2 separate regions of the Homo sapiens genome follow, and region 1 is linked to region 2. The links are chromatin loops, found by intact Hi-C in ENCODE. Cell type or tissue: heart right ventricle. All regions are shown on one strand. Links, peaks and the distances in the headings refer to the core of each region. The heading gives the core; the rest is flanking DNA. Region 1 overlaps MBOAT2 (membrane bound glycerophospholipid O-acyltransferase 2). Region 2 holds the start of LOC105373414 (a long non-coding RNA gene).

Evidence for each region. A loop is a pair of places that touch in the nucleus more often than their neighbours do. Peaks named below come from ENCODE experiments on the same cell type or tissue, not always from the same donor. Only the 100,000 strongest peaks of a DNase experiment are listed, where the experiment ranks them.
Region 1: it touches region 2 in a loop (2.8-fold over the local background); 8 of 110 quality-filtered maps call a loop at or near these places.

Annotation. Positions count from the first base shown.
Region 1 is chr2:8,868,921-8,876,920 of GRCh38, reverse strand. It overlaps MBOAT2 (membrane bound glycerophospholipid O-acyltransferase 2), which reads left to right. Exons shown (of 13, transcript NM_138799.4): 8 at 3,621-3,813. Among named protein-coding and RNA genes, the nearest start is that of KIDINS220, 35 kb to the right of the region's middle. In heart right ventricle, for the core only: a CTCF peak has its summit at 3,908 (motif pointing left); no DNase peak of the experiment used is centred there.
Region 2 is chr2:9,088,188-9,104,639 of GRCh38, reverse strand. It overlaps LOC105373414 (a long non-coding RNA gene), which reads right to left and starts at 2,056. Exons shown (of 6, transcript NR_187861.1): 1 at 480-2,056; 2 at 54-361. RefSeq lists an enhancer at 1-186. In heart right ventricle, for the core only: a CTCF peak has its summit at 8,683; a DNase peak (open chromatin) is centred at 8,749; H3K4me3 peaks cover 809 bases; H3K27ac peaks cover 1,813 bases.

The sequences.
Region 1 (8,000 bases), core at 1-8,000, 220 kb after region 2:
ACTTTTCAAGATAAATAACTTCACACTGCACCTGGTAGAAGTACAGTCATGATTAAGAACACAAATAAGGTCACTTGAGAAACTATGTGGTAAATTCCTCAGTGAGAATAATGCTTTATGGTTATAGGGGATTTTACAAGAAAGCTCTTAGCATGGAATTGGCCAGCCTAACAATTTTCCAGGCTCCCTTCCCCCTTCCCCCTTCCCCCTTTCCTTCCCTTCCTTTTCTTTCTTTCTTATTTCTTTCTTACCTATGCCTTGTGTTCCAGCAGATTGTAAACACTCTGTATCCTCCATTTCTTTTTTGCTTTCCCTCTCCTCTTCTTAATTATTGCAAGTTGAAATCTTTCTTCTCTTTAAAAGCCTACTTCAAATACCACCTTTTTCCACAAAACAGCTCCTGATTCCCACAATGAAGAGATTAGTAATATGATAAAGATATTAATAATAGCTAACACTTTGACAGTGCTCACCATGTGCCAGGCACTGTGGTGTGCACCTCACACGTAGTTACTCTTTCAGCCTTCACAGCATTCATACAAGGTAGACACTGTTTTTCTCACCATTGAGGAAACTGAGACTCAGAGGCTAAGTGATTTGACCAAGATTCCCCAGGTTGGCAGTAGAACTGGAATTCAAACCAGTGCAATCTGGTTTCAAGTCTATGCTAAGTTGCCTTACAACCAAACATAATGTTTATTTTCTTTAAGCCACTGGGGCACTTGAAATTGCTGGGATGCTGCTTCATAAAGAAAGGCAGTGAGGCTCTGTATAGGCTAAGTTTCTGTTAGATTTCATCTGGTAAAATCTATAAAGTTTCCATGAAAAAGAATAGGCCAATCAGGAAGTCTGTGAGATGAAGGAAAGGGGCTGGTGTGTTTTCTGTGAATGTAGGGCTTAGAGCAAGGGGTCACCTTCTTTCTCCTGCAAATCTACCACCCTCCACTGTGTGGGCAACAAAGAGTCAATGTAGAAATGTACCTGCACTTGCAAAAGATAGTATATTACCTCTTTCCTACCATGTCGCTCATTGTATTTTATACCAAAAAGGTGTTTTGTCTTCATATTTTCTATTACTGGTTAAGTGTTGAGAAATGTCATATCAAACTGAGTGGGATTCCAGACTTGAAATTGGTGTCTCTTCACTGACTGTTTTGTATCTCCAGGATGACCACTTAATCTTTTAGTGGTCTCCCTGCTGTAAGAGAAGGTAAAGACAATTGTAGACAGCTTCTTAGAAGTTTATTCGGGAATGCTGGAAGGAGAATAAAAGCCTAGGAGTCAAGATGCTGGACTGTCAGTGACCAGTTTGGCTCATCATTTCGGCACATCACTTAATGTGTATGAGTCCTTGTCTGCAAAAGGAGAATCTTAATGTCTTCCCCATTTTACAGACTGTATGAAGATCAAATGACTTTGTAAAATACTTGAAAATATCAAATGTTATAAAAGTGATAGTAGTAAATCAAACTTGACAAAGAATAATACAAATGTATATATTCTATCACTTCACTGAGTTTTTATGGGTTTTACTATCATAAAATATCACTTTCCTCTTTTGGGTTATAGACATCCTAAATCAGAGGTTGTTGATAATGGCAAATATTCTTCATGTATTTTCCCACCATTTTAATAATATATTTTATTTAAATTTCACGTGCATATACTTTATAAAGTCAAATAGTGGTAGTTAGTCATAAGTCCCTCAAGGGGCATTTGGAAGCTCCTTGTGCATCAGTGAAGTGCATAGATGCTCAGGATCCTAAGGAGGATGCTCACGGAGCCCACTGGCTCTTCTGTTGGGGACCTCTCCACTGTTCTCTCCTCTATCTGCATCAGTTAGGATATGGGTTTGGCTGCTGAAACAAGGACCAAAATAACAGGAACTTAAACAAGGTGGAAATTTGTTTTTATGTTATATGTGGGACAGCTCACCTGTAAGCAGTGCATTGATAATATGGGGGCCCCAAAGTGTTAGAGATCCAAGCTCCATCTTCCCTGTACATATTACTTTTGCTCATATCCTATTGGCCAGAACCTAATCATATAGCCACACTCGGGTGCACCAAAGGCTATGATGTGTCATCTTTAGCTAGACTTCCAAGCACCCAAGAGAAACTTCCTTTTCTGTGCAGGAAGGGGAGGAGGGCTCCTGGGAAACACTTGGCAGTCTCTGTCATGATGTCTGTAGGCTATTTCTCTGGGGCTCTTTGGTTTTTTGGGTGAAGGATTCTCCAGTTTTCTGCCTAGGGCATACAAACTTGACTGCTGGGACTCTGGGTCTGGGCAGGGGAAGGGGGCTGAGGATATCACCTCTCAGGATACAGGCTGTTTTCGTGTTCTTTACATTTTCGTTGCAGCACCATATCCCTGCCCTACTTCAGAACCATATAGTCTCGTGGCCACAGTACTTCTTATTACATTACTAAAATGATAAGCCTCATTTTAAAATTAAAGTATGGGGCCATTTATTTCACCTTGCTTCATTTATAATTACAATTTTTTTCTCTACCATTTTAAAATCTCATAATTCAAATGTATAGGTAAGATATTTGGGAGGCACTGAAGAAAGAGTAGCCTTATTTTATTAAAGAAAGGGATAAAAGACAATGGAAAATGAGAATAACAACTGCTGCAAGGAGTCCTTGAACACTGAGTTCCACCTCGCAGGAGCAACCAATAATAAAATACTGTTCTCAGAAGTGCAGTGCATCCGGCATATGCTTTGGCTCTTGTCTTGGAGCTTTTCTTCTGGCACTATTATATAAAGTGTTAAAATGTGGAGCTTCATTGATAAATTACTGCAGTTAATTTGAATACTATTTGGTTACTGTATAGAGCACTTCTAAATCCAGATATTTTGTTGCATACTTCATCTGGATCTAGCCTTCTCTTCGCTTGTTTCTTTTTCTTCCTAGCCTATATAATCTCTTTTATACCAAATGAAGTTGAAATATTCTGGCCTTCTACAAATATAAAAACAGCATGAGTTGTAAAAATACAAAATACCATGAGTTGGTGATGCGACCTTACCGCACTATTGCTAAGAATAGCCTCTTCCTTTCACCAGGGTCTTTTATGCAAATTCTTATTCTTCTCAGGTGTATAGCTCTTTTGGTTTTTATTATTCTTGAACAAAGTTGTGTTAACTTTCAGATTTACAGAGATGCATAGATTGTTTATTGTAAAAATAACATCCATGAGATGCCTAGAATTTGGAAAATACAGAAAAGACACAATGGAAAAAATATATATATCCATATAAAATTTATTGCCAAAAGTAATTAGTGTTAATTTTTTATATTCACTTCCATTCACACCAATACACTTATGCTTGCTTTTAGATTTTTTTATTTCCTGAAAATTCTGAATACAAAATGGAGATTTTAGTATGAGTTGAGCAATAACCCCTAGGTAGTACTTATAGATACAGTTGGAAAAGTTCATACCATGAGACCATGGAAGACTTTAAATGCCAAGTGCAATGTAGCTCTTGAATTTTGACCAGGAGAGTTGTAGGACTGATGATCCATTCAGGAAGATTAATCTGTCGATAATACATAGAATGAATTAAAAGGAGCATGGATAAAGTTGATGAAGTCTCGCCTTGCGCTTTTCAGACTGCGGTTGTTCAGAAGCTCTTAGTTTGTGGGCTGTCCTTGTTATTTCACTTGACCATCTGTACAACATTACCTGTGGAGTACAACATTGATGAGCATTTTCAAGCTACAGCTTCGTGGCCAACAAAGATTATCTATCTGTATATCTCTCTTTTGGCTGCCAGACCCAAATACTATTTTGCATGGACGCTAGGTAAGTAACATGTAAATAGATTTCCCTGTGTCTGGTTGAAGCGTTTCTTACCTTGTCGATAGATTGCTATCAGTGCGCCCTCTTGAGGATACATAAAGACCAATTGGAAAAATTAAGTCATCTGTGTAGAAAAAACAGCCCTCGCAACTCATATGTAAGTATATTCTAAAAACTGAATCAATTTTATTATAATACAAAATAAAAATACATGGATCAATGAAAGACAACAGATATTTGTTGAATGCATATTATATTCTAGATTCAGTGCTAGCCAGGATAGATACGAGTATGTATAAGACATAGTTCTTATCCTCCAGATGGTTATAATTTAGTATGATTGTATTCAGCTTACAGTTATGATACCTGTTAAATAGACCATTAGCCATAGTATAATATGATCAGTAGTTTATCAGCAAAGTGAATAAAATGATATTGGCACATTGATAGGGGGTCATCAGTTATGCTTGGCAGGTAGAACAAATTTTAGAGAAAAGATAACATGCAATCGTGGCTTTAATTGAATGTGGGCCAGTTATGGTGGCTCACCCCTATAATCCCTGCACTTTGGGAGTTCAAGGTGGGAGGATCACTTGAGGCCAGGAGTTCAAGACCAGCCTGGGCAACATAGTGAGACCCCTCTCTCTACAAAAAGATTTTTAAAAATCAACTAGGCCTGGTGGCATGTGCCTGTAGTCCCAGCTACTTGAGAGGCTGGGGTGAGAGGACCGCTTGAGCCTAGGAGTTTGTGGCTGCAATGAGCTATGATTGCACCCCTGCACTGCAGCCTGAGCGACAGAGTGAGGTTTTAATATGAGTTGAGCAATAACCCCTAGGTAGTCTCAAAAACAAAAACAAAAAGATGGAATGTGATTTCAGCAAGTGGAAAATGGCTAGTTTTGCACTCATGAGCAAAGAGACATGGAGGTACCTCGCTTTGCGTGGCAGATGTTAGCAGGGGCATGTGGGAAGGAGGGACCTGGTCAGGTGAAATGGGCTTTCACAGGACCTTGCCTGCTCTGCTGAATTAGCCACAAAAGGCTTCAGGCAGGCTGATGGCCTGATCCTGTGGCAGAAGAAGATGATTCTGGCCACGTTTTGAAGGTTGGACTAAAGTAGAGAGAATGCTTCATTGGATAAATTGAAACCTCTTTTATATATGTATTGTCTTTTTATCTCACCCACAAGATTATAAACTCCTTTATTCTTAAGATTGTGTTCTGCTTGCCTTGTTTATATTTGTTACTCAACAAATATTTGAATGAATGCACAAAGAAACACATCAGCCAATAATTAGGCCTCTAAGGATTAGCATTTTACTGTCGGTTTTATTTTGATTACAGTGAAATACAGTTTGGGGCTGGATTCATTATTTTCAGTCTTTCATCATACAGCTGTGCACAATAGCATCATTAAAAGTTGCTGTAACCTAGTGAGTTAATGGCCAATTAAAATATGTTACCTTATGGATTTTAATCTAAGATTTCTTTAAGGATTGAACATTTTTATTGTAGCCAAATTTAGACATCAATAATACCGAATTAAATTCCTGTACTACTTAAATTCTGACTTTAAATTGAGACTGAGAACTTTCCTAAACAAACCTGGTATTTTTAGGGTTTTGTAAGAATTCTGACCTGTTGGTTGAATCGCTAGATTCATAGAATATGAGAGTTCTGCATGTTTTTGGATTCGGTTGGACATCTAGTTGTTGGAAATCTTATCAATAGAACGAGGTCCTTGAATTTATAAGGCTTTTGAGAAAAATCACAAGATCTCTGTAAATATGTAAAAATATACAAGATTTATCATTAGGCCGGGCACGTGGCTCATACCTGTAATCCCAGCATGTTGGGAGGCTGAGGAAGGAGGATGACTTGAAGCCAGAAGTTTGAGACCAGCCTGAGCAACATGGTGAGACCCCATCTCTTCAAAAAAAATTTTTTTAATTAGCCAGGTGTGGTGTTGCACACCTGTGGTCCCAGCTACTCAGGAGTCTGAGGTGGGAGTACCGCTTTAGCCAGGGAAGTTGAGGCTGCAGTGAGCTGTGATCGCACCATTACACTCCAGCCTGGGTAACAGAGTGAGACCCTGCCTCAAAAAAAAAATCAACCAAATTTATCATTAATTTTTTATTTGCAATTATGACAATTAAAATGATTCTTAGGGTACTTCTGATCCTCCGACCCCAATATTTGGTTTGAAAAATGAATCTTGTGCATTTTTACATATTTACAAACCAAAGGTGAGTTAATTCCTTTTCCCTGATTCTTCCTTAAAGAAATAATCATATTAGAATATATATGAATGACAATTTGAAATTGAACTATATTTAAAGAATTTAAAGAATTTTTAGCTGTAAGGCAATAAAGTTATTCCATGCAATAAATACTTGTACTATGTCTGTACTGTCTTAACACAAGTAATGGTTGAGTTCCTGGTAATGGTTCAGCGCTGAGGTTCAGGTTTCAACTCTGTCAGTGGAGAAGCCAGCTGAGGCTCAGCATGCATGTGCCCACGTTCATCTCCACCCCTGTCACCTTTTTGTAATTGTCCATTTGGTTGTAAAATTGGAGTTTAATGATCTCTGGAGGTCCAAAAATCTGTTTTTTGGGAAGTCCAAGAGTTCCAAAATTCTTTAACTTTGTTTTTGTATTTTACTAATAATTTATAAAAATAGTATGAATGTATTCTGGATCATATGGACAGTTACTTTCTGATTTTTGTATCCACATGTACATTTTTCAAATTATAATTTCATGGATACTAGTGGCTAGGCAGACTATATTTAATTCCTTAATTCAGGCTTCTCAAAATGGGAATCAGGCTTCTCATCTCCACAGCCCTGTGGCCCTGCCCTTTTCTCCTTATCACCTCAAAAAAATGATTTACTGGGATCTGAGCACTTTTTTTCCCTTTAACTCAAGTTTGAAAAACATTTAGTCCATGTAGGGACAGATTAAAGTTTAAATTGATGTTAATGGTCAGTTATTTGGAATATCTCTATATAATGACAACTTGGAAGCTCTCTCAGGATTTACATTACCTGAGGTAAAGATTAGGCAGGGTCTGTGGTGGGAGACTGGGGGGCAGGGGAACATGGAAGGTGGACTCCTGCAGTTTGATATCCCCAGTTCTCTTCTTGTTTCGTTGCTGTTGACCATACCCTGGGCCAATCTTGTTGTCACTTGTGAAGTTGGTTAGGAGTTTCATTGCTCTTAGATCACAGTAGGCTAAAAAAGATGGAGAGGATGAATACATGAACAAATCAGAAGTGTTGGCAACCATGAGGGAGGGAAGGAGTTCCCCAGCAGCCATTTCTATGGGTATGCTGCCCATGCGGTTAATAGATTTTTAATTCTGTTGAATATGTTACTATGCTAGCAGGCTTACCTTAGAGGCTCATATTTATGTGAATTGAACAAAGGCGGCTGACCTCATTAAACCTGACAGAGGAGTAAATCTTGTTTATTCTTTTCCCCCAAAGTGTAATTTTTAAAGGATTTTGTTTGATGTACTAAAAAGCACTAATAAACAATAAAACAATTTAAGGATACATGTCTGTATAGGTATATTATTTTGCTGGGCTTTGATGGATTTGTTTGTTTTTTCTTTGGTCATGATACAAATAGCATGAACAATTTTCCAGTTGATTGGAAAAGGGCTTATTTGAGGCAGAAATTTTTTTTGCAGCTTAAGCATGTACATAAAGCAAAAATAACTAATTGAGCATTGTGGTGAAAAGGATTAGAAAACAAATTCTGGGTCGGGTGCGGTAGCTCTTGCCTGAAATGCCAGCACTTAGGGAGGCCAAGGTGGGAAGATGGCCTGAGGCCAGGAGTTCGAGACCACCTTGGCAACATAGTGGGACCCCCATCTCTACAAAAAAAAAAAAAAAAAAATAGGCATGATGATGTGCACCTGCAGTCCCAGCTACTCAGGAGGCTGAGACAGGAGGATTGCTTGAGCCCAAGAGTTCAAGGCTGCAGTGAGCTATAATCCTGCCACTCCAGCCTGGGCAGTGACACAGGGAGACCCTGTCTCTATTTTTTAAAAATTCTAGAGACATATACACAGAGTAGGTTCTGGTGAACCAAGAAAGAAAAAAAATGGAAGGAAAATATTATGCCTCACTTATATATTATTGTTTATAGGACACTTCAAATATATGATTAAAAAGAACATGGTGC
Region 2 (16,452 bases), core at 4,005-12,004:
TTTATTTGTTTCCTTCTGCAGTCACTGGTGGAGAATTTACCCCATCCACTCACCTGGGTGCTGGAAACGGTGAGGGCTTGGTGATGTAATAGGGTTCGTGTGGTTTTACCGCCAAATGAATTTCTCCTGGTCATTGTTGGGGCTCCAAGAGAATGACCTTCTTTTCCATGTCCCGCACCTCAGTCTCCTCCAAAGCTGAAGACTCTGGAATTGCGACCCATGCACTTTGTAAACTGTAAAGTGTCACATGGGTGTCAGTTTCAATTACTATTCCCCTGCTCTTATCGGAATTACTTCTCAATTCTTTGTGCTGCATACCCGTGGAATTGCGTGATGGTTTAAGACACCATAAAATAGTACACTAAAGTAAGAGAAAGACAGAAATATGAAATGACAATACTAAAGGTAAAATATTTTAGAAAGTTGCTACCTGTGCAGTGCTAAGTGACTCGCTGCCTGGAGGGCTTCTTGTGACATACCTGTATTTAGGTTTCGTGACTTGTCATTTGTTCACTCCTTCCACAAGCGTTTGTTGAGTGTTGCGAGGGGCGGGGCAGAGTCAGGCCCCAGGGTAGGGTAGTCAGACCCAGAACAGGCCACTCAGCCTCAGTAGACAGAGAGACCAGGGGTTACCTGTGGTCAATCAGGGAGGGGACAGGCGCTGTCTTCCCTCTCCCTATTTTCTAAATTAGTGCATCCACTTCCTGTGGCTTTTCCACCTCGCTCCCGTGAGTTTAAATGTGCTGAAAGCTCAGGCCCGGTCTCTAATTTTCAGGTCCTGATGGATTTTCAACAATAAGCTGAAAGGCTCTTTCAGATTCCAATTTCTTAGTGAGAAAAAAAGCCAAAGCCAAACAATTCCTAAAATGGCAAAAACCAGTTCTCCCAGTGCCCCAGCGGGCCTGCTGGGCCGTTCACCTTTGCTTTCAAACATCCAGTTCCGAGGCAGACGCGAAACCCTGCACCCTCCAGCTTGGCTCCCTCAGGCCTGGACCCCCCCTGACACCCACATGAAAGAGGAAAAGAGGCGCTTCCCCATCTCTGCACAGCTCACCATCAGAGATCCGAGCTGCTCGGCCCTCTCCCCTCACCCTGGGCTCCCCTTTTTGCCCTGTTCCAAAGCTTCCCGCCTTCGATCTCATAAGGCGGCCACCTGGCCCCTCAGCCCCATGTGTGGCTTTGACCTTCACTCGCTCCTTGGTCACAGTCCCAGGCTCCATCTGGTTTGAGCTGACCTGTGTGAATGCCCCACCCAGCGAGTGGCTCGCCCAGTCATGTGTCACCCCATGCCTGCCTGCTGGGCAAGTGATACCAGCTCAAACGCGGGCAGACCTGTCTGCTTTTCTTGTGGTTCTCTCTGCTCAGCACTGGCCTGCTTCCTGTGGGCAGCATCACTCTCCTTCATGAGTGCCCATCCCTGGGCTGCTCTCACTGGACGATAGAGTGCAGGCTTCTGCTGTAACCACTGAATTCCACCTCCGTTTCCAACCGGCCGTGTTGACTATTCCCAGAAGTTTCCCCAAATGAACTCTGACCGCATCAAAGGGAGTTTACAAAACAGGGTCAAAGCTTCATACGCCTTGGGTCTTTCTTGTCACACTCAACTAAAACAGAGTCCAGAGGTTGCGGGTAAAGCGCTTGAGGCACAAGACGTTCCTTCAAGCATACGATTCTCTGCAGACCTGGCTGCTGGAACTGCCAGGTGTAACCTGAAACCAGTTTTATCTAACAGCCACTGGAACAACCTGCTGAAATCTAACACCATCACCCACAAATCAGTGTTCGCCAGCATCCCCAAAACCTTACTAGTGCCAAGGAACTTTATTTCAAAACAATACACAGCATTTCTCCTCTTCATAAAACCTCCAAACTTCTCTGTTCTTTGGACATACGAGAGGCCACCGTTCTGTGTCTATCCCCCGAACTGCAGTTGTTGCTTCCCAAATAAAACATGTTAAACTCAGAGATTTATCTCTATGTTTTATTTAACTTCAAAACGGTAATGTAGTCTTGCTGCAGCGTCAATGACACACTAGTGAAATATTAGTGTCCGTGTTTTCACAGCCTCCTTTCGATAATGATATTAGCTAGCATCTATGGATGCTTACTCCAAATCAGGCAGGGAGATATTTTACCTGCATGATATCATGGAAGTCTCATAAGAACCCTTCTGAGGGAGATTCTGTGATTATCTTTTCTTTACATGTGAGAAAACAGAGGCCTAAAGAGGTTTGGTTAATTACCCAGAATCACACTGCTTGTAAGTGAGAATGTCTGGATGCGGCCCGGGAGGTCAGCCCCTGCCGTGCTGTGGGCCACTGTCTTAATCTGTTTCATTTCCGGCACTTTTTCTCCTTGAAGTAAACTTGCTAGGCCCTGTCTTCATGGTACCCTCTACAGGGGCAATTCATCGAGGTCTTTGATGGCTTAACACCAAGTAAGAACTAGTGGGGAGTGAAAGGAGGCAGCCCCGTCCTGGGGAATTTGAGTGGCGCTGGGTAAGAGGAGGGCTTGGGAGCCCTTCAGATCCTCTGCATCAGTGACTGTCTTTCTGTTCTGCCCTCTGAAGGCTGGTAATGATTAGATTCTCTGGAAACAAACGGAGTGGCATGAATCTGGATCCTGTCTCATCTCTGACATGTATCACCTGTGGAGCATTGGAAAATTACCTCTTCACTCTGGGCCTCAGTTTTCTCATCTGCCAAATGGCATGATAATTTGTACATGGGTCATTGTAAGGATACAAATACAATACATTGTGAGAATAATACATTGTAAGGTTAAATGAGACGAACAGAGTGAGAGCGCTCAGTGGACTATAATGTACTGAGTGAATGTCACGAGGATAATTCTTTGTTATTGGGAGATTCATGTGAGGATACTGTTTAAGATGCGATCTCACGGTTGCCCCTTGCCCTTGGCATTTCTCTATGTACTTGGCACCGTTAGGAGCTGCAGGTAGGCCAGAGTGTGATCATTACCTCCCCAAAGGGAATGAGCAGAGCAGGGTAGAGGAAAATAAGGGGGGGACTTTTTTGGTTTTCAAAAGTCTAGGCCCTTTCATGGGGAACCTTCTGGGTTGAGGGAGATGCTCTGTATATTGTTCAAACTGAGTGCTTAAGATCTGTGCATTTTCTTTTTTTGAGATAGAGTCTCACTCTGTTGCCCAGGCTGGAGTACAGTGGCACAATCTCAACTCACTGCAACCTCCACCTCCCAGGTTTGAGCGATTCTCCTCCCTCAGCCTCTTGAGTAGCTAGGATTACAGGCACGTGCCACCATGCCCAGCTAATTTTTGTATTTTTAGTAGAGACAGAATGTCACTGTGTTGGCCAGGCTGATCTTGAACTCCTGACCTCAAGTGATCTGCCCGCCTCGGCCTCCCAAAGTGCTGGGATTACAGGCATGAGCCACTGCACCCAGCCGCATTTTCTTCTATATAAATGACACCTAAAAACACAAAACAAACACAGGTGTTTAGAGGAACAGAAAGGACTCAGGGCATAGGCAACATATGTAACAGAAAATGTGGGATGAGAAGATATGGTGAAGGGCAAGCCTTTCTCGCCTCCTCCCAGGCGAGGGGTTGGAGAATCAGAATGCAAGAGTGGTGCTTGCATGCTCAGGTTCTAGAGAAAACAGGCTGCGCAGCCCATTCCCCAGGCTGCGTGCCTCAGGGACGTCCCAAATCCCAAAGAAGCTTGGAGGCTCCAACCCTTAGAAGTCATGGCTTCTAGGAGAAGAAATGTTATGATATGCCCAAGTGGACTGAGCCTTTGTCCACCTCCCACCGCGCAGGAGCTGCTGAATCACGCTCCTGGGTCCGAGAGTAACACTGAGAATAACTGAGAGGACAGCGACCAGGGGAGGGCCTTGTGGACAAACTGTGTGGATGCTTGGCTGCAGGTCAGGCGGGACAGCGGAAGTTTCTGTTAATAACACAAGTTGAAACTAGCATGTGAAGATGACGGTGAAGATGAGACGTCCCCTTTCCCAAAGCTCAGAACTATGTAATGCTTGCCACCATCACCCTGCCCCTGGAACTTACCTAGAACCCCAGAGAAAAGAAGACAGGGGAACTCCAATATGACTGAGATTAGTAGTGAATGCCCCAGGAGAGGGAGCTAGTAATATAGAAAAATAAAGTCATATTTTTTGCATAGTTATTTTTATTATTATTTTTTTTGAGACAGGGTCTCATTCTGTTGCCCAGGCTGGAGTGCAGAGGCATGATCATGGCTTACTGCAACCTTGACCTCCTAGGCTCAAGTGATCCTCCCATCTCAGCCTCCCTAGTAGCTGGGACCACAGGTGTGCACCACCATGTCCAGCTAATTTTTTTATTTTTAGTAGAGATGGGGTCTCACTATGTTGTCCAGGCTGGTCTCCAAGTCCTAAGCTCAAGTGATTCTCCCACCTCCCAAAGTGTTGGGATTACAGGCGTAAGCCACCACACCTGGCATGCATATTCATGTTTGATTTCTGAGAGTTGCACCACTTCACAAAATTTTCTTAGCTATAGTTTCAAATCATGTAATCTACAGAGAGGGTCTCTGCAAGGTCCTAAAAGTGCTCTTAGAATGCACACAATTAATTTTAAATGGAAGCCTGAATGCTACATGAAGCGTTTTCAGAGTTAAGAAAGAGGTGTTTCCATTAAGTATGTTTGCCATCTAAAAGTCTTGGTAATGACCTTCTGTATTTCTTTGTGATACTTGCTTCAACCTAACACAATGGTTTTATAATCTAGGACTTTGAGGACTGTGTATTATTACCCTAGATTTTCTTAATTAATGGAAGTATCTTGGAACATTTGCTTCCTCTATAGGAACATCCTTTCTTTTCCTATCCCAAGCCTCTCCCAGGAACCATTGCTGAACTTGTCTTCCCTAGGGAGGGCTAATGACAGAAGATGCCTGCTGGCTGCCCACCGCAATGCCTGGGCCAGTTTCCAGCTGCCGAAGACCCTTCTTCAGCATATTATGTTGGTTGATGTCAATGTCAGGGGAACGGGGCATGTGACAGGAGAACGGTGTAGGGGCAGCCCTGGATCAACCATTAGAGAATCTTGCAAAGATCAAAAACAAACACACAAAAGGAGCCGAATCATTTAAAAGTCTTAGTCACACAAACGAAACCAACCCACAGCAAAGCAACCAAGCCGAACACCAAGGTCAGGAGCACGGCTTGTTGGTTAAAGCAGCTGCAAGTGTGGCTGTCTGTGCTCTGCCTGTGGAGAAGTCACCCACCCACTCTGAATCTGTGTTCTCCCCTTCAAAATGGACACGAATCACATCCTCCTCCTAGTGTGATTACAAGGGTTAAATGAGGAAAGCACTTTGTGTCTAGAATTACTTAAGGGAGGAAGACATTTTGTGTCTAAAACTACTTAAGGATGTAAGGAGAATACCAAGAGCCAGACCAGATTTGTTTTCTGTGATTTTAGGGGTGTTAAGCCCCTTCCCTTCAGGTGTCAGTTAACCCTTTAGAAGTCCCTCTGGGGGGGAGATATTTTGGGGGTAGCCATTCCAACTGCTTTGGAAAATCTGGTCTTCAAGTGTTTCATTTATATGGAAAAGGGGATCTTATTTCTAAATATCTTCAAGCTTCTGGCTTTTGTTCTCATCCATTCATTCAACACACATTCTCTCACCGGTCTGGGACCACGGAGCCTCCATTTGTTAAACTATCCCTGTCCCAGACTCTGAAACCCACTGAGTCCTCAACAAGAGGTGTATAGGGAGGCCCAGGCCAGCCCTGCTCAGTGTCAGCGCCCTTGAAGGGCCAGAGATCTGGCCCACGCTCCAGTCCAGGAGGCCAGCACTGCCCACGCCGGTCGGGAGGTGACTACATACAAATTCTGACCGGCAACATCACGAAGCACAAAGTGGGGACGCCAGGGTCAGCTTTAGAGCCCTCGGCTGTGCTTGGGGCCAGAGCCAAGAAAGCAAAGGACCTACTGCTGGGTGTGGGGAGGAGAGGGAAGGTGCCTGCACTGAGCACAGACCCCCTGGTCAGCTGCAGGTGTGCCATGTGGGAGAGGGTCAGCCTCGCCCAGACACAGAGGTTTGGGGCCCACCCTCAGTGGGGAGTCTTGCAACTGATCCTCCTTTGACCTTGACACTGTACTTCTCCAAGAACTGGCTTGTGATGGTCCTACTGCTCCCCCAAAGGGCTGCCTGTTCGGTCCCTGGGTCCCTCTTTTCCCTGTGCCTTTCCTGATACTGGTGTATGTGCCCAGAAACCTGTCAGCTACCATCGGCCTTATCCCTGTTTGGACAAATTCCCAGGATCCTGGTTTTGTTCTGACTAATGAGACTTATGTCTTGCCCCCTGTGGACAGATTTCCAGGCTTCAGATCCTCTGGTGAGTCCCTGCCTCCTGGACCCACCATCAGGGTTGTCCTGGGCTCACAGTTCCACCATCCCACCGCCCCACGTTTGTGGTTTATTCCTCGCACGCCCCGTTAGTCCCGTGCACAGAGCTCACTGCTCTTGCCCTTTATAACTCTGAACACAACTGTGTATCTGTGCTTATTATTCAGGTCTTTCCTACTAAACCGTCCACTTCCTGAGAACAAGGGCTAATGTCAATTCTCTTTTCTCTACTGTTGATTTCTTAGTGCCTAGTACAAAGAACATTTGTTGAATGAGTGAATGGATAATCATGAGTAAATTAATGTACATCCACCCTTATTTTCTAAAAAGTAATGGTAGGCAGCTTCCTTGCACATCTATTATTTTCCTTGATTGTTGGACAACCAAGGGTTAGAATCCTTTAAAGATGAGAGAATAGAGGCCCAGAGTGTTCATGATTCCACAGGCATAAGGCTACAAGGCATGGACTAGCCATTGTAACCCCTGCAGGCAAGTCTTGGGGGTGGGCAGACACACACACACACACACAAATACACACATCACATATACATATACACATATATATACACATACACACAAATACACACATCACATATACATATACACATATATACACATACACGCAAATACACATACACACACAAATACATCACATACATACACATACATATACACATACACAAATACATAGATATACAGACACACACACACGCACGTGTGCACGTGGAGAGGATGGAATGGGCTGGGCACGCATGCAGGCCACTGTACTATAAATAGTGGCAGTCATGACCCTCCCCACAGCTCTGGGAGATGCTTGTGGAGCAGGGAGCATTGAGCTTGACATTCTTGACATTTCGGTGTCCACAAACCATGGTGACCACGTAATCACAGTCGCAACACAGTCCCCGGGGGCTGCTGGACAGGCTGAAGTCTTGTTGGGGAAGTTTCTGGGCACTTGGAGAAGGGGCCCTGCCAGTCCCACAGCCTCCCTGGGGGCTTCCAGGCTCCCCCTGCCTCCCTGCCACCCAGTCCCCACTGAGTCTGCCAGGCCTTCCCTCCGACTGATCACCAAAAGGCCGTTTTCCATATCTGCGTCTCACGCAGCTGTGCAGGTAGAATACCAACAAGAACCCCGCTCCTTCAGGGATAATGGGAAAGTTCATGTGGCTTAAGTCGCTCTCCCTGGCCTGCTCGCCCTCCGAGAAGAGGGCGTGGGTGGTCTTTAGCTCCTGGCACTCCGGCTCCGCTGAGCCCCTGCCCCCACCCCTGCTGGCACAGCTGGCCCTGCAGCAGCCCCTGCCACTGCGCCCCCACCCTCCCGCTCCACACCCGGCTTCTGAGCCTGCTCAGAGCCCTCGGCTTTGGTGTCTGTTGCCACCCTCCCCGCCCTTGACCTGAAGACCCTCTCAGTCAGAGTAGCAGGGTCATCCTTGGGGAGGCAGTGGGAGGTCATCTCCGTGTGCCTGTCCTGGCCCAAGTGTCACCTGCTTGGGCACTTTCTGGGCATATCAGAGCCGCCTCAGCACGTTCAGCAGCCCGGGCTGAGTGACGGGTCCCTTGCCTGTGGTGTTTGGTGGCATCTCTGATGACATCTCATAGCGCCCTTGTTGTCTGTGAGGAGTGAGAAGCCAGCTCCTGGGGGGAGCCAAGGGATCTGGGGGAGCCGGCCTGACCGGCCTGCCTGGACCATTCCCTTCCCACAGCCCTGTGGCTGTGCGGGGGCCCCCTGGGGCAGGCCACTGAGCGGAACTCCAGGAGGGAGCGATGGCTCTGATGGGACCCCAGATGGAGGAGACCACTGTGGGGCCGGGTATGTGTCTGCCTGTGCCACCAAGGGAAAACCCTGCCTCTCTGCGGGCCGCAGCTGATTCCTCAGTGTGGAGAGGCCCTGGCCCAGACACCTCTCTGATCCCCTCCCTTGGCGATGTTAACCTGATTTGCTCTGTTCCCACAAGGCGAGTCTCCCAGGAAATGGGGGAGACCAGCAGTGTGTCTGGCCTCTCTGCCACTTCCTTCTGAGTTCCTTCTCCTCCCCTCCCTCACTTCAGAGGTCACTCTCTAGGGATCTGACCCTGAGGCCTGAGCACCCCTTTATCATCGCGCAGAGCTACTGGCACCGTGAGGGTGGGCCCTGCCCAACCAGCAAGCAGGCCCCGGGGTGGTTCTGAGGCCCTGGTCGGGCCTCCTGTGGGGCTGGCTGGGCCCCTCAGGCCCCTCTGGACGGGGCGGGCCTGCTTAGGAGATGCGTGCCCCGCCCCCCATCAGCTTCCTCCTCTTTCTTGCCCCTTGAGCTTCTCCACAGGGTGGGGGCAGCAGAGGCCATGCGCTTCCCGGGCTCAATGAGCTGTGGGCTTTTTGGAGACTGTTTGTTATTTCGCTTCCTGGCGGTTCTGCCAAGCGCCCTCCGGCCTCCGGCGCCGCCAGGCAGGTTCATCTAAGGATTCTGAACGCTGCTGCCGCCCTCTCCGGAATATCAAGCAGGCCTGGGCGGCCGCAGGGAGCACTTCCCGATCTCTCAGCTGTCAGCCCGACAGGGGCAGGGTGGTGGCAGGGGTGGTGGCAGGGGTGGTGGCAGGGGTGGTGGTGTGTGTGTATGTGGAGGACCCGGGGGCAGGGGCACTGGCGCTTCCCAAACCCAAATCCAGACCACGTCAGGGCAGCATTAGGGCTACAGGCGTGGGCTGGATTCTGTCTACTTGCATGGTTTCAGCCTGCAGAGTTTAAAAAGGCATGAATGACAAGAATAACAGGCAGAAGTGTTCATTCTCGGGGAATGGGCAGTTCCACCTACGGGCCCACCTGTCTCCATCCACCAGAGGCTCGGGGAGAGCTGTGCACACGGCACCGGCCAGCGCCAGCGTCCTTCCTGCCCCACTCCCCTAACTGCAGAGAAGGATATCCAAGTTCCCAAAGCAGCTGCGTTTCTCTGACGTTTCCCAACGTAGCTTTAGGATCTGTGCAGAGTCTGCATCCTACTCTTGAACGTACCCATGTTTGCTATTCTATAGAAGGACTGTTTTCAGTCACCGACTGACCAGTTAAGGTACTGGTTTCACCTCAAATCTTTGAGTGAAGTTAACCCCTCAGGAAGATACACATCCACTCTCTGGCCTGGCTCCCCAAATCCGCAGGGCACATAGGTACCTTCGTTTGAGAAGCAAGAGAAGAACATATATTATTATTACTATTATTTTTTGAGACAGGGTCTCACTCTGTTGGCCAGGCTGGAGTGCAGTGGCACAATCTCAGCTCATTGCAACCTCCGCCTCCCGGGCTCAAGCAATTCTCTTGCCTCAGCCTCTCGAGTAGCTGGGATTACAGGCATGCGCCACCATGCCCAGCTAATTTTTGTATTTTTAGTAGAAACGGGGTTTCACCATGTTGGCCAGGCTGGTCTCGAACTCCTGACCTCAGGTAATCTGCCCACCTCAGCCTCCCAATGTGCTGGGATTACAGGCGTTAGCCACTGTGCCTGGCTAGTATTATTTTCTTTAGAAGGCTCAAGAATCATCATATTCCACTATATCATTATTCATACCGACTTGCTGTACAAATTTGTATGTACCACCAAGCCTCCAGTGCATCCTTTTCTCCTGCTGCTGTGGGACTCTGCACCATTGGTTTTCAATGTATAGCTGAAGGTTTGGAGCATGAGTGTGAATTCTCCCATGAGGAGGCCTGCTTTCAGCAAGTGTTAGTTCTGTGCACACCAGAGCAGGAATGAGAGATTTAAGGAGATGGTTCAGGGTTTGGACTACATGCCCTGAGTTGGAGGGGCAGACCTCCAACTCTCACAAAGGAGGACTTCAGGGTCACAGAGAACTGCCAAGAGTGCTGGCAGGTCAGGAGCCCCGCCTGCTGGGTAGCCGCGCACTTCTGCAGCTCCACAGCAGGAGCCAAGCATCCCGTCAGGAGGAAGCCAGCGGAGCCTGGGTTGCTTGAGCTGCTCTAGTTCTGAGACCCTGCTCTGGCACCGCGCAGCTCCGAACGTCACCGATCCACATGATGTGTGTGGAGGGTTCTAGCCAGGGTCTTAGCGCTCAGTAAGTATGTGGTCAACCCGAGCCTGAATCCAGTAGTCAGGTGACTGTGGTGGGCGTGAGGTGGGAAGAAGGGTTGGGCTTCGTTTCAATGACTACTCAACTGGCAGTTGCACAGAGTCACTGCTGGGAAGTCAAGCCCACCAAGATGCAGGTGGTGGGCACACGACAGTGTGGGCAGACGCAGGGGCATGAGGTCCTGGCACACTGGCTCATGTGGCAGGGTGCAGACGGTCAGGCGGATATGGGGGAGAGGAGGCTGGGTGGGGGCAGGGGCAGGAGCTGGGCCGTGGAGGCCTGGTACTCATCGTGCTTGGAGTTTGAGGCTCATCCTGAAGGTTCTGAGATGCCAGTGGGAAATTTGAAGTGGAGGAGTTTTATGGCTAGATTTTAGTTCAGGATGAGCCCCTGGCTCAGTTTGGAGAGGATGAATTAGCGGGAAGGAAGACCAGGGGCAGGAAGCCAGCTACAAAGGTGTTGCAGCAACGTGGGTGAGAGACGGTGGGGGTTTCAAGGCTAAGAAAAGAGGCCTCAGAGTGGGTGTTATGGTCAACAGCTCCAGGACTGGTGCAACACATCTTTTTGATATTGTTCTCTTTTTTCCTTCCTCCCTCCCTGCCTCTCTCTCTCTCTTTCTTTCTCTTCCTTTTCTTCCTCTTTCTTTCTCTTTCGCTCTCTTTCTTTCCTCTTTCTCTCTTTCTTTCTCTCTTTCTTTCTTTCTTTCCTTCTTTCTTTCTTTCTCTCTTTCTTTCTTTCTTTCTTTCTCTCTTTCTTTCTTTCTGTCTCTCTCTCTCTCTCTCTTTTTCTTTTTTGAGACAAGCTCTCACTCTGTCGCCTAGGCTGAAAAGTGCAGTGTGATCACAACTCACTGCAGCCTTGAACTCCTGCACTCAAGCTGTCCTCCTGCCTCAGTCCCCCAAGTAGCTGGGACTGCAGGCTGGTGCCACCACACCTGGCTAATAGTATTATTTCTCTAATTTGATGTGACTCTTTTTTTAATGAGAAAGTATGGTGGGGTTATTGTTTTTAATTTTTAACATCTTTGAAGAGCTCTAGTTCCCCTCCCTCTTGGGTGGGGAAGAAAGTCGTGAATACCAGGGCTATAAGCTCCACTCTCTAGCCATGACAAGCCAGGGACAAGATGCTGTGTCCCTCAGGGATTACATCACAGCCCAGAGTTAAAATTTAACTTATCAGTAGTAGCTGCAAGGCTAGCTCTCAGTTTCCCCAGCCAAGACCTCCTGATTTGCCTCATTTCTGGGAGTACCTGGGGCTTAACACATTCTCCCAGGGAAGTTCAAGAGAACTGCAAGATTCAGGTCCATGGGGGCAGCACACTCCTCAAACCAGAAGTAATATGACCCCTGGCAATCTCAGAGCCAGTGACCCCTGGCAATCTCACCTTAGAACCCAAGAGGTAGACTGAGACTCAGCTCTACAAAGGCAGGGACCTTCCCCACAGTCAGAACTGCACCTCCAACATCCAACACAGTGCCCGGTGGCAATGACTGCTCACAGATAATGGCCAGATGAATGAATGAATAAACAACATGCCTGGAAAAGACAGTTGACATAATTCATATCCACAGACAAAAGGAAAAAAACTCTATGATCATCTCAATAAATGCAGGAAAAGTATGTGACAAAATTCAGCTTCCATTTATGACAAAAACCCTCAGCCAAATAGGAACCGAAAGAAATTGTTCAACCTCAAGCTATCGTACTAATATCAGACAAAGTAGACGGTACTAACAGCCAAATAGGAACTGAAAGAAATTGTTCAACCTCAAGCTATCGTACTAATATCAGACAAAGTAGACGGTAAGTCCAGAATTGTTAGAGTTAAAGAGGGGCATCATAATGACCAAATATTCAATTCAGCAGGAAGATGTAATAATTTAAAAATGTGTGCTCCTTAATAACATAGCTTCAAATTATATGAAGCAAACATGGACAGACTATAAAGAGAAATCAACAAATTCATAATTAGAGTAGGACAATTTAACAAATCTTTTAGTAAGTGACAGAATACATAGGTGAACATCAGAACAGATATAGGTGATTTGAAAAACGTGTTTAACAAACTTGATCTAGATGACCTAGAATGTTGTACCCTAAGAGCTGCAGATACTCATTGAGTTCAAGTGCATACAGACCTTCCTATAGAATGTAATCATACACTGAGTCATAAAACAAGTATTTTAAAATGTCAAAGAATTTAAATCACACAGACTATATTCTTTTATTATTAAGCTAGGAAATAACAAAAAGATGACTGGAAAATTCCAATGTGTTTCTGGAAATTTAAAAATACACTTCTAGACAAACCACAGGTTAAAGATAAAATGACAGTGGAAATTAGAATGTATTTTGAACTGAATTAAAATGTAAATATTCAAAATATAAATTTGTGAGGTATAACCGAACTTATGCTTACATGGAGATATATTGAAAAAAGGCTAAAAATAAATAATCTAAGAAGTTAGAGTCTGGATGTGGTGGCAAGCACCTGTAATCTCAGCTACTTGGGAGGCTGAGGCATGAGAATTGCTTGAATCTGGGAGGCGGAGGTTGCAGTGAGCTGAGATTGTGCCACTGCACTCCAGCCTGGGCAGCAAGAACGAAACTCCGTCTCAAAATAAATAAATAAATAAATAAAAAATTGCCGAATGTTGTGGCAGGCACCTGTAATCCCAGCTACTTGGGAGGCTGAGGCAGAAGAATCACTTGAACCCTGGAGGTGGAGGTTGCAATGAGCCAAGATCGCACCACTGCACTCCAGCTGGGTGACAAGAGCGAGACCCCATCTCAAAAAAAAGAAGTTAGAAAAAGAACTACAAATTAAATCCAAAGAAAGTAGAAGAAAATAAATAGTAAAGAGATGAGTAAATCTTCATTAAATACAAAACAAATTTACAATAGAGGATGAACAAAACCAAAATTGGTTATTTGGAAACACTAATTGATAAATTCCTGATAGGCTGATAAAAAAGAACAGAGGTAGCACAAATAACTGTATCTGGAATGAAAACGATGATTGCTAGAAATATTTTAAAGGCATTTTTTTAAAAAATAAGAGGACATTGGCCGGGTGTGGTGGCTCACGCCTGTAATCCCAGCACTTTGGGAGGCTGAGGCGGGCGGATCACGAGGTCAGGAGATCGAGACCATCCTGGCTAACACAGTGAAACCCCGTCTCTACTAAAAATACAAAAAATTAGGTGGGCGTGGTGGTGGGCGCCTATAGTCTCAGCTACTTGGGAGACTGAGGCAGGAGAATGGCCTGAACCCGGGAGGTGGAGCTTGCAGTGAGCCGAGATCATGCCACTGCATTCCAGCCTGGGCGACAGAGCAAGACTCCATCTCAAAAAAAGAAAAAAAATTAAAATTAAAAAAAATAAGAGGACATTATTAGCAACTTTATGCCAGTAAATTTGGAAGTTTTGATGAAATGTATAAATTCCTAGAAAAGTAAAAGTTACCAGAATGGACACAAGAATAAATAGAAAATCTTAATAATTAAATACAGCATTTAAAAACCTTCCCATGGCCAGGCGCAGTGGCTCACGCCTATAATCCCAGCACTTTGGGAGGCTGAGGCAGGTGGATCACGAGGTCAGGAGTTCGAAACCAGCCTGGCCAATGTGGAGAAGCCCCATCTCAACTAAAAATACAAAAATTAGCTCGGTGTGGTGGTGCGCACCTGTAGTCCCAGCTACTCAGGAGGCTGAGGCAGAAGAATCACTTGAACCCAGGAGGCAAAGGTTGCAGTGAGCCAAGATCGTGCCACTGCACTCCAGCCTGGGTGACAGAGCGAGACTCCATCTCAAAAAAATAAAATAAAATAAAAAAATAAAAACCTTCCCATAAAGAATAATCCAGATCCAGATGGCTTCTTAAGTGAATGCTACTAAACATTTATGAAAGAAATATCATCAATTTTACATAACTCTTAGAAAACAGAGAAAAGATTCCTCAAGATTTCTATGACACCAGAAGAACCTGATTCCCAAATTTGATAAAAACATTACAAGAAAGGAAAATTAGAGACCCATTTAATTCAAAGAGATAAATGCAAAGATCCTAAGTAAAATATTAGCAAACCAAAATAAAGTATTATGTAAAAAACAGAATACATCACAACCAAATTGGATTTATTCCAGGAAAGCAAAGTTGATTCATCATTGAATAGTTCTATTTTCTTTTTCTTTTGTTTTTTGAGGCAGAGTCTCACTCTGTTGCCTAGGCTGCAGTGCAGTGGTGAGGCCTTGGCTCACTGCAACCTCTGTCGCCCGGGTTTAAGCAATTCTCCTGCCTCAGCCTCTCAAGTAGCTGGGATTACAGGCGCCTGCCACCCCGCCCGGCTAATTTTTGTGTTTTGAGTAGAGACAGGGTTTCACCATCTTGGCCAGGCTGGTCTTGAACTTCAGACCACGTGATCCACCTGCCTTGGCCTCTCAAAGTGCCGGGATTACAGGTGGGAGTCACAGCGCCCAGCATCATTGAATAATTCTTTACCACATTAATGGAATAAAGAAGAAAAACACAGTTTTCTCAATAAATGTGGGAACAGCATGTGATAAAATGCAACATGCATTAATAAAACAATTCTTAGCACTGGTAATAGAAGGGAACTTCCTTAATCCAATAAAAATGTATTTATTTTTAAAATCCACAGCACGTGTATAAAGGTGAATTTTTGTAAATGTTTCTTCTAAGAACAGAATAAGACAGAGACAGATAAACTATTAGATTTAATAAGTGAATTTAGGCTGGGAGCAGTGGCTCACACCTGTAATCCCAGCACTTCGGGAGGCCAAAGCGGGTGGATCACCTGAGGTCAGGAGTTTGAGACCAGCCTGGGCAACATGGTGAAACCCCATCTGTACTAAAAATACAAAAATAAGCCAGATTTGGTGGTGGGCATCTGTAATCCCAGCTACTCAGGAGGCTGAGACATGAGAATTGCTTGAACCCAGGAGGCAGAGGTTGCAGTGAGCCGAGATTGCGCCACTGCACTCCAGCCTGGGTGACAGAGCGAGACTCCATCTAAAAAAAAAAAAAGTGAATTTAGCAAAGTTGTTGGAAACAGCCAATTAACAAAAATCAGTTGTATAAAACTACAATTATGAATTACATTTTAAAAGATAAAACTTAAACATCTTACCTAACAAATAATTTTGTTAGAAATAAATCTAACAAACATCTTCAAGAATTCTATGCTGAAAACGACAAAACATTATTAAAAATATAAAAGAAAGCCTGCAGGGTGGCTCACGCCTGTAATCCCAGCACTTTGGGAGGCCAAAGCGGGCAGATCACCTGAGGTCGGGAATTCGAGACCAGACTGGCCAACATGGGGAAACCCTCTCTCTACTGAAAATACAAAAATTAGCTGGGCGTGGTGGTGAACCCCTGTAATCCTAGCTACTCAGGAGGCTGAGGCACGAGAATCTCTTGAACCCAAGAGGTAGAGGTTGCAGTGAACTGAGATATTGCCACTGCACTCCAGCCTGGGCAACAGAGTAAGACTCTGTCTCTAAGTAAATAAATAATAAAAATATAAAAGAAGACCTAAATAAATGGAGAGATGTTTGTGGACTAAAAGTTCAATTATCTCAAGATGTCAGTTCTCAAATTGATCTATTCCAATGCAATGCAATCTCAATAAAAATCCAGTAGGTATTTTGCAAAAATGCAAAGTTGATTCTAAAAGTTATATGATAATGCAAAAGGTCTCAAATAACCAAGCAATTTTTGAAAAAGAACAAAATTGAAAGGATTTCTCAACTGGATGCCAAGCCTTCGGAAAGACTTCAAGGTGGTATTGACACAGGAGAGGCAAATAGATGATCAGAACAAAACAGAAAGTCCACAAGACCCACACATACAGGAACACTTGATTGGTGTCAAAAGCACCACAGCAGAGCAGCGGGAGACAGGATGGCTTTTCAACAAACGGTGATGGGTAAAATACAATGAAACCTGGTCACTACCTTACACCACACATAAGAATCCATTCCATAAGTAGAAGA